Linked DNA regions of Mus musculus: region 1 is linked to region 2. The links are chromatin loops, found by intact Hi-C in ENCODE. Cell type or tissue: left cerebral cortex. All regions are shown on one strand. Each heading gives the region's core, and the rest is flanking DNA. Links, peaks and the distances in the headings are about the cores only.

Region 1 (8,330 bases), core at 163-8,162, 86 kb after region 2:
CCGCTCATCAGGGAGGGATGGGGCCTCGTGAGTCCCACCCCCATCCATGATGGAACCAACAGATAGCAGATATGTTTTCTTAAAATACGGGGCTTCCAGGTTACATGGACACTAGATAGCAAATGACAGCAACTGTGTATCTAAGTTGGCTTGAATTTTCTTCATAGATCCTTAACTTGATCTTTGTCGATGGCTGACAAAGCCCCCTGACGCTATTTCCCAGTGAGTAGCTTGTGGAGGGAACAATGAGAGGATTCCATGCCTACTACCCCATCTTAGAATCTTATTCTCATTTCAAACCATCACCCTGGCCAGAAGACGTTGGCCATCAGGGACGAGCATTACCGAGGCTCTTTTCCCACTCATTTTCTTCTGTTTTATTTATTTATTCATTTAGTTACTTTGAGACAGGGTCTCACTTCGTAGATCCAGGCTGTCCTGGGGCTCACTCTATTGATCAGGCCAGTCTCCAATGCCCAGTGATACACTCGCCTCTGCCTTCTGGGTGCTGTGCTGGGATTAAAGGCATGAGCTGCCATGCCCAACTTTTCTCCTATTTTAAAATGTACAATGTCCCCCCCCCACCCCCATTTCAACAAGTTGGCACATTCTGATTTTTTTATTTTTTTAATATTCAAATGATTCTTTGAGAGGCACATTCAATCAACTCACTCCACTCCAGTGACAAAAGATAGGGGCCATCGTGGTCCTCAACACAGGGACATGCCAGGATGTCTGAAAAAAAGTGGAGCTATAGCAGACCTAAAGACTGCTATTGAGGCCTGTGCCATTCCTTGAAACTGATCTGTGCATCCTGGGTGAAGAATAACCAAGAACACACTTCCAGTCAAAGAAAGCAAGAGATATTTCTCTCTATAGCTTATGCTCCTATTAGCCTTGAGGTCTGCAGAGATAACCCAAAATAAATGCTTTCCTGTGCGCGCATGTGCCATGGTGAGTCTCACCTCTATTTTCTGATAGACCTCCTTAAACATCCCGGGGATGACATGCTGCCTTTCCACCGCCTGGATCTCATCTCGCGTGGGCCAGATGTCCTTCAGAAACACTTGCCGGCCCTGTGCGTTCACTCCTGAGGAAGACATGTTGCTGATGAGAAAATCTCTAACACCCATTTTCATTATCACACAGCATATGCTCTCTTATTTACAGACACTTACATACAGCTGGGCCTCTAACTTGTAGGCGCCGAACTTGTTAATTCAATCAACTACAGACTGAAAGCAGAAAACAAAGAGTGTCTGCACTGAACTTGTACGTCTCCCCTCTCGTTCTTCCCTACACGACATCTATACAGCGTTGACAGAGTCATAGCTGTCATGAGTGGCTTAGAGGTGGTCTGTGACTAATATGAAATACGTTCTCGTTCGCTATTAGGCACTTGAGTTCTGGCAGATTTCAATATCCTCAGAGGTTCCTGAAGCCAATGCTCTATGGACACTGAGGAAGGCCTACAATACTGTTCTTAACTGGGAACTCAGACCCAACAGCACACACATTGTGCCTGACTGAAGGCCGTGTCAATGTCAGGCACACCACTGGTTTCTTGTGTGTAGAACACTGGATGCCAGTTCAAGATTATGCTCCAGGCTATCTAAAGTGAAAGCAACGTCACTGACTATGAAAAGGACATTTGCTTACAGATAAAAGAGCCGAGACAAGAGGGCAGAGTGATGCTGTGTCTGGCTGTGGCACACTGACGATGTGTACTGGGTGAGTCAGATTGCCACCCCCCCCAAGCTCACGTCTCCCTGACAACACTGGGAATATTGATTTACTCAATCTTAGTGAGCAGGGATAATTGAAAACGTAGAATCCAAAGCCATGGAGGGTCAACTGTAGCTGGAGTTTGATTTTTCAAATGGGAATCTAAGGGATGCCTGCCACATTGAATCTCCAAAGGGTGGAGTGAGGATACAGAGAGAGCAAAAACCCAGGGCAAAGCAGCACTTGGGACTGTGAGACTCTGAAACACCTGGAGTGTGCGCATACAGGGTGCGCAGTAACGGGAAGCCTGCCTCAGGAGGCCAGAGGAGGCAAGCCAAAGATCACTGAAGAATCCAGAATGACAAATTGCTAATATGTTTGGGCTTTACGTTCTTTTTGCAATCAACCACCCCTATCAGAGTCTTGTTTCTTCTTTTGTCTTTTGGCTGTACCCAGAAGAACAGTGAAGAGACCTCTTTGTCTCATCTCTACAGAGTCTTTGCCTCCTTTTGCTTTCTGAGTCCTAGGATTAAAGATGCATGCCAGAACGCTCCTAACAGCAGCAACTTCCTTCCAGTCTATTTTTCAATTCGCTAGAGAGTCACAACCCCCCCAAATCTTACCCAAAGGCTCTTTCTCGAAGTCAATCCTGACGGTGCCTGCAATCGCATATGCTATTACCAGAGGGGGGGATGCTAAGTAGTTGGCTCGTGTGTTAGGATGGACTCGGCCTTCAAAATTCCTATTCCCAGACAGAACGCCAACAGCTACGAGGTCTCCCTGTGTGAGGCAAGAGAACTATTAGTTCACAAGGAAGGCACTGCCTAGGCTTCTGTCAGGTCAGCACTCACATCATGTGGACAAAGACGTCAGCCACCCTTCCCTCAGGTCTGCTACCGGGAGGAGGGCATGGAGGGGTATACCAAAGGGAAAGAGATGTTCCAGGTCACATGCAGGGAGCAGTGGACAGTCATTTCTGTTCTTCAGAAAATACCAGATGGGTCAGCATATGATGTAATTTTTACTGCAGGAGTCTACGACCAGGTTAGACTACCAAGAAAGGTCAAAGGGTGACAGCTGAAGGAAGCCACAGTGACGGGTCCAACAGTGCTTTTCAGCAGGGCTGTGGATCTGTGGGGCCAGAAGCCAAACCAAGCGAGGCAGTTTATATAAGGGGGTGTGTATGATCTGGAACCAAGCTTCAAATGACCACTAACAAACACGTTTAGAGCTCCTTGTCATCCAAGCCAGCATGGTCTGAGCCCTCGCCTGTGTGTCAGGCACTGTGCTAAGCACTTCACTGTTATTAACATCATTCTCAGTGCAGGGACCCTCAAGACACTCCAAGACCAAGTTCTCAGAACAAAGTACATTTATTTGCCCCAGAGGGTCACAGGGCAGGGAAGAAGAGACGAAGACAGGAGACAGAGGATGAGGGAGAGGGGGAGGGATATTTGTTGGGCTGTGTGTCGGGGAGCCCATGACAGAGGACTATCTCTGGATAGAGAGGCGATAGATGTGGCACAGGGAAATGGCAGTTTGTAAAGGGGGAAGCCCTATGTTAGGATGAGTTGTTTAATTTTGATTGCACATGATTAGGACGGGCAAAGGGGGATTTGACTGTTGGACTTTAATACTTTGATAGCTAGACCTTGGTAGTCAGCCTCAGGGGAAGGGAGTGGCCAAATAAGGGAATAGATGGTTTTTAACAAGGCAGATGGAATGGGGCGAAGGGCAAGGCCTTCCTGAGCTGTGTTTGCCATGCTTGGGCTGGCGAGAGTCCCTCCATTCAGCACTCTCTAAAACTCTGCTATAGCATCTCCAGTTTACAGTTGTGGAAACCAAGGCACAAGCCAGCTAACTTAGCTGCCCGACGTTACACAGCTTTGACTTCTCTCTCAATCTTACTTCTAAAGCATATATGTCGCCACATCCCAGTCCCAAGGACTGTCTTCAAACTTCGAGAATTTGCCACATGTTACGTGACGTCAGACAAGAGGTCTGCAGAACACACACCACTGGACTTACCTGGGTGATTGCCTCGACCACAGGTTCAGGAAGGGGTCCACTGTTGCCGATGCAGGTCATGCAGCCGTAGCCCACCACATCAAACCTAGGCATCAAAGCATAGGAAATGTCCGCTCAGTGAGCCCCACTGTTGGAATCCTCCCGGAGGCCACAGGTCATAAAGGAATGGGAGTGGAGTGAGTTTAAGACAGGATGCTACTGACATTTTAAAGCTTGTTAACACAGGAGTTGAATGATTCGGAATACTGAAAAGCTTAAACCAGATGTGTCATTTAACGTCCCTATCTCCTATTGTTGTGAGTTCCCCAAACCTTTTGAATTTTACAAAACACACGGGGAAAACAGATACTATTCAAACTAACACAGTAATGGGAGAAACCGTTTTGGCATCTAATCACTCCTTTGGCTCAAGGACTAGACGACTGCAGCCATGTAAGTAACTACTTTTCATGCCAAAATGCAGACAATTGCACAGCCACTACCAACCAGCTCGCGGTTCATCTCAGTACAAATGACGAACGGCGCCCTCTTCTGGGGAAAGGAGGGGATGTCACACGGAAGCCCAGGGTTCACTCTTGTATGTATGATGGATGGGCCCCATGCAGTTGGAGTGCTATGAAAGTACACAGCACCAGATAAGCGCAAACCGCTACCCACAGACACAGATGCCAGAGGACTTCCACAAAAGCTAAGACAAACACCCTCTTCCTCACCCTAACTGGGACAGGTAAGGCATGACTCCACTCTCTCGAAGGTAGTAGGTGACCACTCCACTTCCAGGAGACAGGCTGGTTTTGATGTAAGGCTTCACACTCAGCCCCGCCTCCACAGCTTTCTTTGCTAACAATCCTGTGAAACGGTGAACAGAGACACAGCATGGGTGGCCTTTTATTTATATGTTAAGAACACACTAGGAAAAAGCCTGGTTTTTTCCAGTTACACTTCTTGACTGGCAGATCAAAAGTTCACTACTCAGAGACAATGGATGCATGCAGCAAGCCCAAATGAGTTTCGGGAAGGAAGCAAGAGGGAGGACCTCTCGCTCCTTTTAACAAATACAAATCACAGCCTGGCACGGTGGCACACATCTTTACTCCCAGCAACCAGGAGGCAGAACCTCTGCGAGGTTAGACCGAACTGGTGGACACTGCAAGTTCTCAAAAACCAAAAACAATCAACTAATAAAATAAAATAAATCCAGGCCAGTCAGGAATGTTTTATAAAATGTGTTTTTAAAGTTTGGAGGGAAAAATCATCTAAAATTATCTGTTTGGATTTAGAAAAAAAATTGTAACTGGGAAGGCCTTTTCTGAGATACATGAACTGTGGACTGAATGACAGCGAATCCAGGCAGCCGACAACAGATCTAGAACACAGATATTGATAAAGCAGAAGATCAGAGGCCCTGGGCCCTGGACTGTGATGGGATAGCCTGTACTCTGACTCCAGAAGAATGACAGCTGTGGGGAAGACATGAGGGGAAGAGGTGTGGGAGCAGGGGGACAAGGCCCACGAGGGACTGCTGATGTTACCTGATAAAACTGGTCCACTCCAGGAAAGCACATAAAGTGAGGTGGCAAAGATGAACTCTCATAAGGTTTCCCTTTGGCCCACTAAGAAAGAACTCTTGGCTCTGGTCTCTGGACCCAAGGGAGGCTCTCCAGGATGACCAAACCTCTGAACTAAGGAGCTCTTCTGGCACTGAGCTCTGCATGTAACTATTAACTGCTTCTCAGCGTTGCACAACAGGCCGGGCGCATGGAGTTTGATCGGCCAGTGCCCTCTGCACCAGTCCGGCTGCAACTGCCAGTGCACCAAGACAGTGCAAAGCTCACTGCCCGGGTGGGCCTTACGGGAACAAAGTCCATGACACAGCAACAGGTCCTTCTACTTCTCTCTTTCTCAGGCAGACCCAGATTCTAAGTGTTAGCAGAAACCCTGCTTCCTCTGCTTCTCGCCCCTTATTTTCTGTGCTAAGCACATAAGAAGGCTGTTAAACAGGATGAATTCTACTTCAAATATTTTCTATTGGATGCTATTTGTTGCACTGGAATTTTCTGGCCCAGTCAGTGTCTAGCTCTGTAAAGAGGCCGAAAGCGGATGCGCTCACCTGCTCCTAACATCACGGATGGATTGCTGGTGTTTGTGCAGCTAGTGATGGCAGCGATTACCACAGAGCCATGAGCGAGAGTGAATTCACTGTTACTATAGAGGAACGTCTTGCGGTCATTGTGACGGTCTGGAGCAACTTGGAAACCTTTAAATCCTTGCTGTGGGAAGGGAAAGTTGAAAATATTGCACGTAGTAAGAAAGAAATAGGACACACACAGTCTGCTATAAAGAGAAAAATATATATGACCAGAACTTCTCACTCTGGAAGAACTTTGGTAATAATTTTAAGTGCCAACTGTTAACAGAACAAACACTTCTATGAGTAGACTTTGAAATAGCCCAGAAAATTTCACTTTTTAAAAATTCACGAAGGCAGTTGTGAGTCCTGAATCTTGCTCAGCAATGAAGTTAATACCAATTGCTTTCTTCCCTCCTCCAGTAAGACTAGGAGATTAAATCTATACACAGTTCGAAGTTAGCCTGCAAAGAGCCCTGATTCATTAGTGTGCAGTTCAGTGGGTATGGCCTGAGCCTACTGATTCTGACCACATGGAAATTTGGAGGTGATATTTGCTACTGTCACTGTCAATTACTCTCACCAGTAATGTAAGGCACAGCTGAACATCTGGTAACTAACACTGATGCCTTGTGGGTAAGATCCATCTCAACCTCTCATCTGGGAGCCCCTCACTGAGCAGCAGACATGCTGGGAGCTTTGTGGGGTAACGGGACGATCATGATGCAAATCTTATGCTCAAAGGCACAGATCAGTGGGGAAACCACACATGCAACAATCTAAATGAAAGAAAAAGACACCTCACCCGATGGGCTTCAGGCTGTGTGCTATGACGTTTCAGGTGAGGGAAAGATGACTTCCTGCTAGGAGATGCTTGGGGTCATGCTACAGAGAAGGGTATCTGAGCAGAACTTTATGGAGCGAACAGGATGTCAGGAGATGGAGCAGAGGCATCCACACACAGGGGCAAGAACTAAAGTCCAGGGACCTAAACAGTGTGTGTGAATAGGGCCAACGACACTGTAGAAAATGGGTTTCCTGTGAAAACGCATAAACGGGTTGTATTTATAGGCAGGCACACAGTGCGGGGAGCCACAGGGCCCATAGCTAACGTGGGAATCATGAAAGCATTTAGGACAGAGAAGAAATGCCCTTGGCACAAGGCTTCAGGAAGACTCATAACAAGGTGCTGTGAAAGCCTGGACCTAAGACACAGGCAGAGTCCAGAGGCCCTACCTTGGCTCCAAGGCAGCTTTCAAAGTCCTTTTTCATCTCAGACACCGCGACTTTGTCCTGAGGTCTTTTGGGTCCACTGCAGCAAGGCACAACTGTTTTCAGATCTAACTCCACAACCTGTGCACCCAAGCCAAAAGCAATCACAGACTTCACAAAGAGACAGCACAACCACACCCGAGCCCTTAGAACATCCCAACAACAAACAGCCAAATAAACATGCAGGCACGCTCCAAAACCAGGGAGCCAGCAATCCTCCTACCCTGTGCAAGAGTCATTTCCCAATAATAAGATGGGCACGGGAGTGGCATGGGCTGGCAGGACTCTTTGAAGCCTTAGACAGGGTGAACATAGGCTGCCTGCTCTCTGCCACTCCCTACTCTGTAGAGTAGCTCACATATGGCTTGCAGGCTGAGATGGGCTTTCTACTGAAGGATAGACCCAGAATCCATCACTGCAGAAAACAGTCTGACTACTCAATGAGAACTTTTTTTCCCTTGATACACGAACACTGGGGACCCCAAGCCTGGTTAGCTTTCTAATCTTGGATGCTTGGAAAAATATGGATTCAGTTTTTCCCCAGAAAATTAAGTAAATCACTGGAGAAGCAGAACCACTGACATGGCCGTGCCTTCAGTTCTTTCTAGGACTGTAACAACGATGGCCTTGGCCTTTAAACAGCTCAGCTGCCTTAATAAAGCTTGCCACGAAGAAGTGTCAATCAGTAGGTGGGAGGGGGCACCCAAGTCACAGAGGGTAGGCCAGCAGTCATGTTAAGAAGTCTCTTTGGGGGCTGGAGAGATGGCTCAGCCGTTAAAGGCTAGGCTCACAACCAAAAATATAAGAAGTCTCTTTGGAGCCGGGCGGTGGTGGCACACACCTTTAATCCCAGCACTTGGGAGGCAGAGGCAGGCGGATTTCTGAGTTCGAGGCCAGCCTGGTCTACAGAGTGAGTTCCAGGATAGCCAGGGCTACACAGAGAAACCCTGTCTCGAAAAACAAAAAAACAAAAAACCAAACAAACAAAAAAAGAAGTCTCTCTGGTATGTTTACGTCCTTAACCTTCTCATTTTTCACCCTTTGCCACCCTGTCCTGTCCCTTATAATAACAACACAGAGACTGATGTCCCATAGTTGGACCACCCCTGAAAAAACAAAGACCACTGCAGTTGTGACCTCAGAAAGAAGAGCCGTGTCAGCTGGTAGCTACTCTCAT
Region 2 (8,330 bases), core at 141-8,140:
AGAGTTCTGGGAAAATTGGAGACTTAAATAAAAATATTTGGGAAAGATCTACCATATTTTCAGAAAATTTCTAACCCTGTAACTTACACAGATTTATTTTTATTGCAGACTAAACCATACACCATTGTTAGCTCGAAGCCCAGGATATTTCCAGTAAGTCTCAAAATTCCAGTTTTTTGCTTGTATGTTATCCCTCCCCACTTCTACAAGTGATTGCCAAGTTCATCACAATAAAATGGTCTTTTCTTACTGTCAGCTTAAATGCAGTTTGTGTATCATAGGAGGAAGGGAGGAGGGCTGGTGTGATGGTGGAAAATGAGGAGCGGATACTGTATGTCTCCACCTTGTTTGATGACCTTGACTGCCCTACAGTAGGAGGCACCACCAGGTTTCTCAGGGGTCAAGAATTACAGCACGAGCCTGAAGAGATAGATGTACAGGCAGCTAACAGCTGAGGTTCTGTCATTCCCAGATTCTAACTTCTTTGGCTTTATGCTTATAGTTCTCAATCTGTGAAGTTAAGACACATTTGTGTCAATTTCAATTTTATGTTACAAAGATGTAAGCTCTAAAAGTAATTTAAAAAATTCCCTCATGCCTTTAATACTAGTACTCAAGTTGTTCAACGCAATAAATGACTGCTACTATGTGAGTAATGAATGAGCCTCCATAATGGTAAATTGAAACTTAAATTAAGTAGCATATGTTACAGTTATCTGTTAAGAGCCGCAAAAGGAGACTTTTAGGGAGAACCATCAAATTTGGCTAACAGTCCACCCTGGAACTCTGCTTTACAAACTAACAAGAAATGTCCTGTAATCAGTGTATGTCAGACCCCAGGCAGCCTCAAAGTTGGGCATTAACTTGATGGTTTTGTTAGCTGACTAATATTTATTTATTCTTTGCTTGCCTGATTATTTAATTATATGTTTATGATGCCATTCATGGTCAAAGGAGAAGACAGGCTCTGTTTACAAAGCCATGTCAGTGGTTTCGTAGCATTTCTTTATTTTCTGAATGTCCTCTTTTGCTACAGCTGTCCTGTTCTGTGTCTGTGTTGTTGACCAGTTCCAGAGTCTCTCTCTTTTTTTTTTTTTTAGATTTATTTATTTATTATATGTAAGTACACTGTAGCTGTCTTCAGACACTCCAGAAGAGGGCGTCAGATCTTGTTACAGATGGTTGTGAGCCACCATGTGGTTGCTGGGATTTGAACTCCTGACCTTCGGGAGAGCAGTCGGGTGCTCTTACCCACTGAGCCATCTCACCAGCCCCAGAGTCTCTCTTTTGAGAAACTGAAGACCGTCTGTGTCCTCTAGAATAGACCAGGCCATGACAGGGTTCCAAGTCTCTGGCTTAACAGAACAAGTTTCCTTCTTCCTGATAGGATAGACTAGTATGAGTCAGGCTGTCCTCCCAGTCTGTTTGTCCCAGCCCTTATTAAAATGAATAATAGAGCATAACTAGCTTTTTCATGCAGTGCCTGAACATGGACTAGCATAGAGTGACCATCTATGCACAGTATTTTTGAAACTTGGAGGTGGATGTTGAGACAATAGATTGAAGGAATAAAATACTAAATCTTGTAATCAGAAGGATGTCATTACCTTGATTGTGGAGATAGATAGTCTCACAAGTATATCCATGCTTCAGAACTACAGTCTACCGTCTAAATATGCACTTTAGTATGCCTTTTAATTTTTAAGTCCTCATGTAATAGTTTGATTAATCTTTTTTAGCTTCATTTACAAATCAGTACAAGTAAAAAATTAGCACCTAAATTGAAATGTTTTAGGTAAAATGCAAAATAATTTTAATGGCCTTTTTTGGGGATTCTTTTTGTTGTTTTTTTGTTTGTTTTAAGACAGGGTCGATCTATGTAGTCTTGTCTGCCCTGAAACTTGCTATGTAGACCAGCTAGCTTCAAACTAGAGATCTGCCTGCCTCTACCTCTAGAGCACTGGGATTAATTCACCATCAGACCTGGCTTAAATTTAACAAATGTAAAGAAAGTATCTTTATAGTCATTTATTGTGTTGAGCAAATGTTGGAATATTTACAATGAAATGTATATTTGGTGAAAAATCTCTATTAAACACTTCCTGTTTTCCCTAGGGTGATACAATTCTGGAGACTGGAGAAGTAATTCCACCAATGAGAGATTTTCCTGATCAACATCATTGAAGAGTCCTTAAAAACTTAACAGACTTGTGTAACAGCACAAGTATGTTCCTAAAGTGCTGTATTTACTGAATCTGTTTCCTGGAAAAGTAATTAATAAAGCTTATTCTCAGAGTGTTATCACTGTCCGTGTTACTGTCCAAAGGTTCTATGATTTGAGACTAACAGTAAAAAGACAAATACTAAACAGAGCTATTAGCTACTTTTTTCTGTCCATTTTGATAAACAGGATGCAAAACACATTTTAGTCACAGTGTTGTTTACATACTGATTTGACATGAGGATGTGAAGTGTTTGAGCACTAGAATGAAAAGCTATGACCTGATACAAAATAGAGCCGGGCGTGGGGGCGCACGCCTTTACTCCCAGCACTCGGGAGGCAGAGGCAGGCGGATTTCTGAGTTCAAGGTCAGCCTGGTCTACAAAGTGAGTTCCAGGACAGCCAGGGCTATACAGAGAAACCCTGTCTCGAAAAAAAAAAAAGGGGGGGGGGGGTGTTGTCCGATCATTTTGAAAAATTGGCATGTTAACGCTTATCACAAAAGGCCACACGCAAATTTGTATTGTGAATTTTACTTTGAGTCTACATAGGTGCCATCTGAAGAAAAGAAGTGTTTGCTAAGAATTACAAAAGTTCGTTCAGAAGAACTTGTCTGGAAACTCCTTCTGTAGTTGTCGTCGTGCAGCTACAGTCGATGCATAGATGACGAATCCCCAAGAGAGCAAGACGATTGCAAGGAGCAACTAAAAGGAGGGGAGGAAAAGCAAAAAGAAGAAATCAATGTGCCGGGTCCTTTCCCTGTGTAGCCCGAGCAAGCAGCTACAGGTGGAAAGGCATCACATGCCTCTAACACAGTGCAGCCCAGAGGCAAGCAGGCCTGCAACCCCTGACGTCAGAGGCGGAAAAGCGTGTCCTCCAGGAAGAGGCGGAGCCGAGGGCAGGGCGTGAACGCTCAATTTAGGAATGGGTTCTGGAGTTCCAAGCTGCGAGCCAACAGTCTACCTTCGGCTCGCGGGCCCTGCCATGGTGCGCTCTGGAGCTCCGCTCTGCTCGGTACCTACCAGGGAGTAAGTCCAGTCCAGGCTTCGGCGACTCATCGGCCTCATGGTAAGGGAGCAGCGGGGACGGGGTGGCAAGGGCCCTACAGCCTGCTCGCGGGCGCATTGCACCCCGATGCAGCAGCCATTTTTCAGCGGGACTCTGCGCGCTCCCGCGGGCTTCCGCCCGGAGTTGGAACACATCACGTGATCCGGGCCTAGCCCGCCTTTCAGGCAGCAGAGGGAATAAAAGAGAAAATGTGAAGATCGCGCCTTTTTTGCGCTCACATAGGAATTCCTTAACTGCTTTATCCTGCATTTGCAGTGCGGTATTAATACAAGATAGTGTGCCATCGTGTGCATATAAAAGTTTATTGGAAAATAGTCCACGGTGGAAGAATCAAAGTTGCCGTCCCACACCCACATCGGTTTCCACCAAATGCGGATAGACCTTCATATGTTTATGCTTGACTTAAACATCTTTTACGTAACAAAAACATCGTTGGGAACTGTTAGTTGAGCCGTTCACCAAGAACAAACAGAATATTATCGCTGATGGCTGGAAATCTTTTCAAATATGTTGTACAGGTAGCCCGCATGGTGGATCTGCCGGCCAACAAGTGTTGACGGGCAGTTTGTCGAATGCTTGGGACTGCAGCAAGTTTGAAATACTAAGTCCCGAGAAAGGCAGCTTGGCAGGCCAACTATCAGGATGCTGGTGGTGTGCAGAGTGGAAGCCTGGCCGGCAGAGGCTGGGCCGCTCGGCTTTGGGCGCAGATGTGTCAGATACATTTTTAGTGTAGATTTCCGAGAGTGGAAAGAGGGAAGCGGGCCGCAGGGAGTTATGGCGGGGTAAAAGAAATGCCTGATGGTCAACCCAGCTGAAATAGACGGAAGGACCAGGGTGCTCTGGGAGCTCAGTCCAGTTCCCGTGGCACCATAGAGAATCCTAACAACTTGTTGAAGTTTGTGAGGTTCCACTGATACTGAGGCAGCCTTTCTGCATATTTGGTTGTGATTGTGGAGTTTGTGCTGTGCCCCCCCGCGGTGGGGGCAGGGCAGGGTCCGGGGTCTGTGCCGTAACGTCCCGCCTCCTGCGTGCGGCAGCGGTTTGGCGCATGCGCCCAGAGCTCGGGGGAAGGGGGTGGAGGAGCGGTGTTTTGCTGCGCGGGCTCGGGGGGTTGGTCTCGCCTTCTCTCCGCCTCCAAACTGCCTGTGGGTGATGAACGTTCTACGTCATAGGGGTCGCAGCCGCCGCCACCGGGGTCTCCGCTGTCTCGCGAGGAGGGTGAAGCGCCCCCTCTGGTGCCTGCCGAGGAGGGGAGGCGCCGAAGCCGCCGGGTACGCCTTCGCGGATCCTGCCGCCACCGGCCGAGCTTACTGAGCCGGCGGGAGCTGGCTTCCAACGGCCCAGCGGTTCCTGCCACCGCGTCCTCGGAGGTGAGTCGGCCGGGAACAATGGGTGAGGGGTTCCAGTAGGCCCTGGAGCAGCCCTGTGGTCTGGGCCTTCTTCCACCCGGAGCTCCCAAGGGCTGGGGTCGCCACGCTGCAGGGCACCTGTGGATCGGCACCGGTGGGCAAGCGAGGGGAGTGTCTCCCTGCACTGCCTGAAGGGCTGGAGCGCAACTGAATACGGGATAGAGCTGTGTGTCGGCGCAAAACAGTTGCCACTGTTAGGAAGTGTGACCTTGGTAGGTCCCCAGCCCTGGACCCTGTCTGTGAAATGGGATCAGCATTTCAGTTGGTCGTGTTTATGTAACATGCATGGTGTGGTTGTCTTTCCATCCGAGACAGTAGTTTTGGACTAAGGAAGCTGTTAAGGCTAGAGGAGTTGTGCAGTGCTACACATTGTGGGCAGGGCTTGTATGCCTTGTGACTTTATTACACATCTAGTTAGTGCCCTTTGCTCATGGGCTGCTGATTCTGATTGGTAGACTGGAGAGGGGCAGTTACGGGATTGAAGGCACGGAGATTAAGACCGGAACTGGGAAGCAGCAGTTCTACTGGGCACCGTCCTATGTTAAAGTGGAGAAAGAAGGAAAAAACGTATGTGTCTTAAGAGTTGAGCTAGTACAGGGTAGAGTGTTTCGTTTGAGAGGATTTGAGGGTTTGGAAATAGATGGAATGCAAAGTGCAGGGCTCTTCAGTCAGTCACACTCAATGCGTATCTAGAAGGAGAGGCTTTCACGGGGCTAGCTTCCAAGCAACCCTCACCCCTTTTATTTTGGGGCAGGGACTTTTGTAGCCAAGAGTGGTCTGGAGTTCCCTACTTTGCAAAGGATGACCTTGGTCTTCTCACCGTCTTGCCTTCATATTCCAGTCTTCTGGGAATGCAGGAATATTCCAGGGTGCCTGGTCCCAATTAAATTTTATTATTACCAGAATTGAAATTCAATCTGGACAGTGGTGGTGCATACCTTTAATCCCAGCAGAGGCAGAGGCAGGCAGAGCTCTGAGTTCAAGGCCAGCTTAGTGTACAGAGTGAGTTCCAGGACAGCCAGGGCTCCACAGAGAAACTCTGTCTAGCCTCACTAAAAAAAGAAGAAATTAAATTTGGTCATTTAGGACTTAACAAATTTTAAACTATTCAGATTTACAAGTAGAATGCAGATTGCTTTTTACCAGTCATTCTGTTTTATCTATTTGTGGATGTTGTTAGCTGCTTTGCTTAGATATGTTAAATATAATTGTTATCATCTTTGGAAACTGTCAGAGGTGTGGGTGATGATCACTACCAATATCAAACTTTTCCATAACTTAAGCAACTATGTTGAACTCTCATCATCAAACCCTGCACCAAGTGTTTGCTTATTCAAATTGTATCCCTTCACACAACTTTTTTTTCCCCCTTTTCAAAAGACTATTGGTATTCTGTCTTAGTTAAGGTTTTACTGCTGTGAAGAGACACCATGACCACGGCAACTCTTAATAAGGACAACATTTAATGGGAGCTGGCTTATAGGTTCAGAGGTTCAGTCCATTATCGTCTAGGCAGGCATGATGCAGGCAGAGCTGAGAGTTGTACATCTTCATCCAAAGGAAGCCAGAAGTAGACTGGTCCAGGTGGCTAGGAGGAGGTTATCATAGCCTACCCCGACAGTAACAAGTTTCCTCCAACAAGGGTGTAACCCCTCCTAGTAGTACCCTGGGTCAAGCATTTTCAAACTACGCCGATTTTAGAGTTGAGAATATTTGAGAAGTAACTTTCAAGTTTGTCCCAGCTTGATCTTTGTGGAGATCCAAAGTAAGAAGTATTGATTCTAGTTGGATGTGGTGTCCATGCCTTTAATCCTAGCACACAGGAGGTGGGGGCAGGCAGATCCATGAGGTGCAGGCCAGCCAGGCTACGGGGAGACTTTATTCTTGACCCCACCCCCCAAAAGTGGCAATTCTCAGTATTATTTTCAGTAGTGCTGCATTAAAGTGCAGTCAGATGATTGAGTTCTGTGTCCAGTGATAATCTAAGGAGTGCTTTAGAAGCTGACTTTTGTAGAAAGCCTTGACTTGGAAGGGGGTGGGGGGGAGAAAATTCTGAAGTTCATGATCTCCATTTATTTTCCCTAGATATGTTGACCCTGTTACCAGAAATTTCCCCAAAATTATGGTATAAAGGGGATTTTAATCTTTGTTAGAATCAGCAGATTGGAAGATCAAAAAAGGAAAAGTTGAGTGTATCCTAAAGTAATAATAGATTTCCCTTTGGACTTGGCTTTTTATGAAGAGCTGATTAATCTGCTCTGGAGGTATTGGTTTGTAGCCCTGATCCTTAGGTTAGTAGGGTAGAGGAACGTTTACAAGGCTTCCGTCTAGAATACAAAATACAAAATTTAAATGGGTCCATCTTTGCTGCTAAAGTCAGGACGTCTTCTGCAAGTACATCGCCGCCCAGTCTGCCTGTTCCCTACCTCCCCACTATAGTTGTTAGTGTATTCACCGAGGCATGCAGTTATCACCCAAGTGTAATTACGGAACAGTTTGGTCTTCTCAGAAAATCTCATCAGCTCAAGGCATCTTTTCCTCCTTATTGAACTACTTTGGTCATGTGTATGAATGGTACCATACAGTGTGTGTGTGTGTGTGTGTGTGTCATTTATTAGATGTTATGTTGTAGCATTCAGTACTTTATTACTTTTATCACTAAGTAATTTTGTGTTCACATGTTTTTTATATAAGCCACTGGGTCCTGTTAGTGCTGCTTATATCCATATAGCTGTAGGGTTATCCAGAGGGGCTTGGGCGGTCTACCAGTAGCCACTTCTCAAAGAAAGTGACTTCCCACAGCAACCATCAGCTACCTAAAGACCTTCAGTTAAGAGTGGGGCTTTGGGAGTTCTTTGGTCGTCGTCATCATTGTAGTTGAACTCACACTCACGTTGGTGTTTGATTGTGGTTGCCACCTCCGGGGTACTGACCTGGGTCCTTTGTAAAACATCTCCCTCACCCCATGCTGTAATTTTTAACTGGCTTGGACTTAGACAGGTGACCACAGCTGTGAGTATCGTGCAGCAGCCACAGCATATCTTGAGCTTCTCGAACCTCTGGCTCTGGCTTTGTCTTCCCACCCTTGCTTAATTTTCCCTGGGTGTTGTGGGAGGAAGTTTGGTACAGGTGTCCCATCTCTGGCTGGGCTATCACGGGTGCTCGTTCTCACAGGTGGAATGTGATGGCTAGTAATGAGTCTGCACTCCTCTTGCCAAGGTGGAGAGGAGCATTGCAAAGCCGTCTGGAGGTTCTCCCCTTCTGCAGACGACTTCCGCTGCCTGGGTTTTGACCATGTTGATATAGTACTAAACCACATTGTGTTTATCTGTCAGTGGTGGGCATTTCAGTTACTACATCACAGAGGTCATGGCTAATGTGACTTCAGAGTTTTGTTTAGATATATAGTGTATGATTATTGTTTTCCCCCTTTATTTTTCTTTTTTAAGTTCTAGGACTAGAAACCAGGGCTGCTTTGCCTGTCCAGGCAGGGCTACCACTTAGTTCCTATACTCATCCCCAGGTCTAAGCTGTAAGTTTCGTGTGAATTAGAAATGTTCAGTAAACACTAAAATTCTGCCTTCCAGAGAAACAAATTAAGATAAAATATGTTTTATCTTGAAATTTACTGA

What was found. Hi-C counts contacts between places; a loop is a spot of excess contacts. Peaks named below come from ENCODE experiments on the same cell type or tissue, not always from the same donor. Only the 100,000 strongest peaks of a DNase experiment are listed, where the experiment ranks them.
Region 1: a loop joins it to region 2, with 2.2 times the contacts of the local background. A loop is called at or near these places in 3 of 42 quality-filtered maps.

The regions. Positions count from the first base shown.
Region 1 is chr4:40,179,076-40,187,405 of GRCm38, reverse strand. Aco1 (aconitase 1) reads right to left here. Exons shown (of 21, transcript NM_007386.2): 10 at 7,118-7,234; 11 at 5,864-6,023; 12 at 4,467-4,602; 13 at 3,754-3,838; 14 at 2,349-2,505; 15 at 966-1,090. Among named protein-coding and RNA genes, the nearest start is that of Aco1, 40 kb to the right of the region's middle. In left cerebral cortex, for the core only: a CTCF peak has its summit at 4,296 (motif pointing left); a DNase peak (open chromatin) is centred at 4,289.
Region 2 is chr4:40,264,633-40,272,962 of GRCm38, reverse strand. It overlaps Topors (topoisomerase I binding, arginine/serine-rich), which reads left to right and starts at 3,122. Exons shown (of 3, transcript NM_134097.3): 1 at 3,122-3,289; 2 at 4,462-4,659. The coding sequence starts at 3,287. It overlaps Smim27 (small integral membrane protein 27), which reads right to left and starts at 3,384. Exons shown (of 2, transcript NM_001349093.1): 1 at 3,244-3,384; 2 at 2,735-2,925. The coding sequence starts at 3,288. The coding sequence ends at 2,821. It overlaps Ndufb6 (NADH:ubiquinone oxidoreductase subunit B6), which reads left to right. Exons shown (of 4, transcript NM_001033305.3): 3 at 109-153; 4 at 2,116-2,372. The coding sequence ends at 2,184. In left cerebral cortex, for the core only: CTCF peaks have their summits at 1,100 and 4,505; DNase peaks (open chromatin) are centred at 3,119, 3,364, 4,381 and 5,030; H3K4me3 peaks cover 2,862 bases; H3K27ac peaks cover 2,242 bases.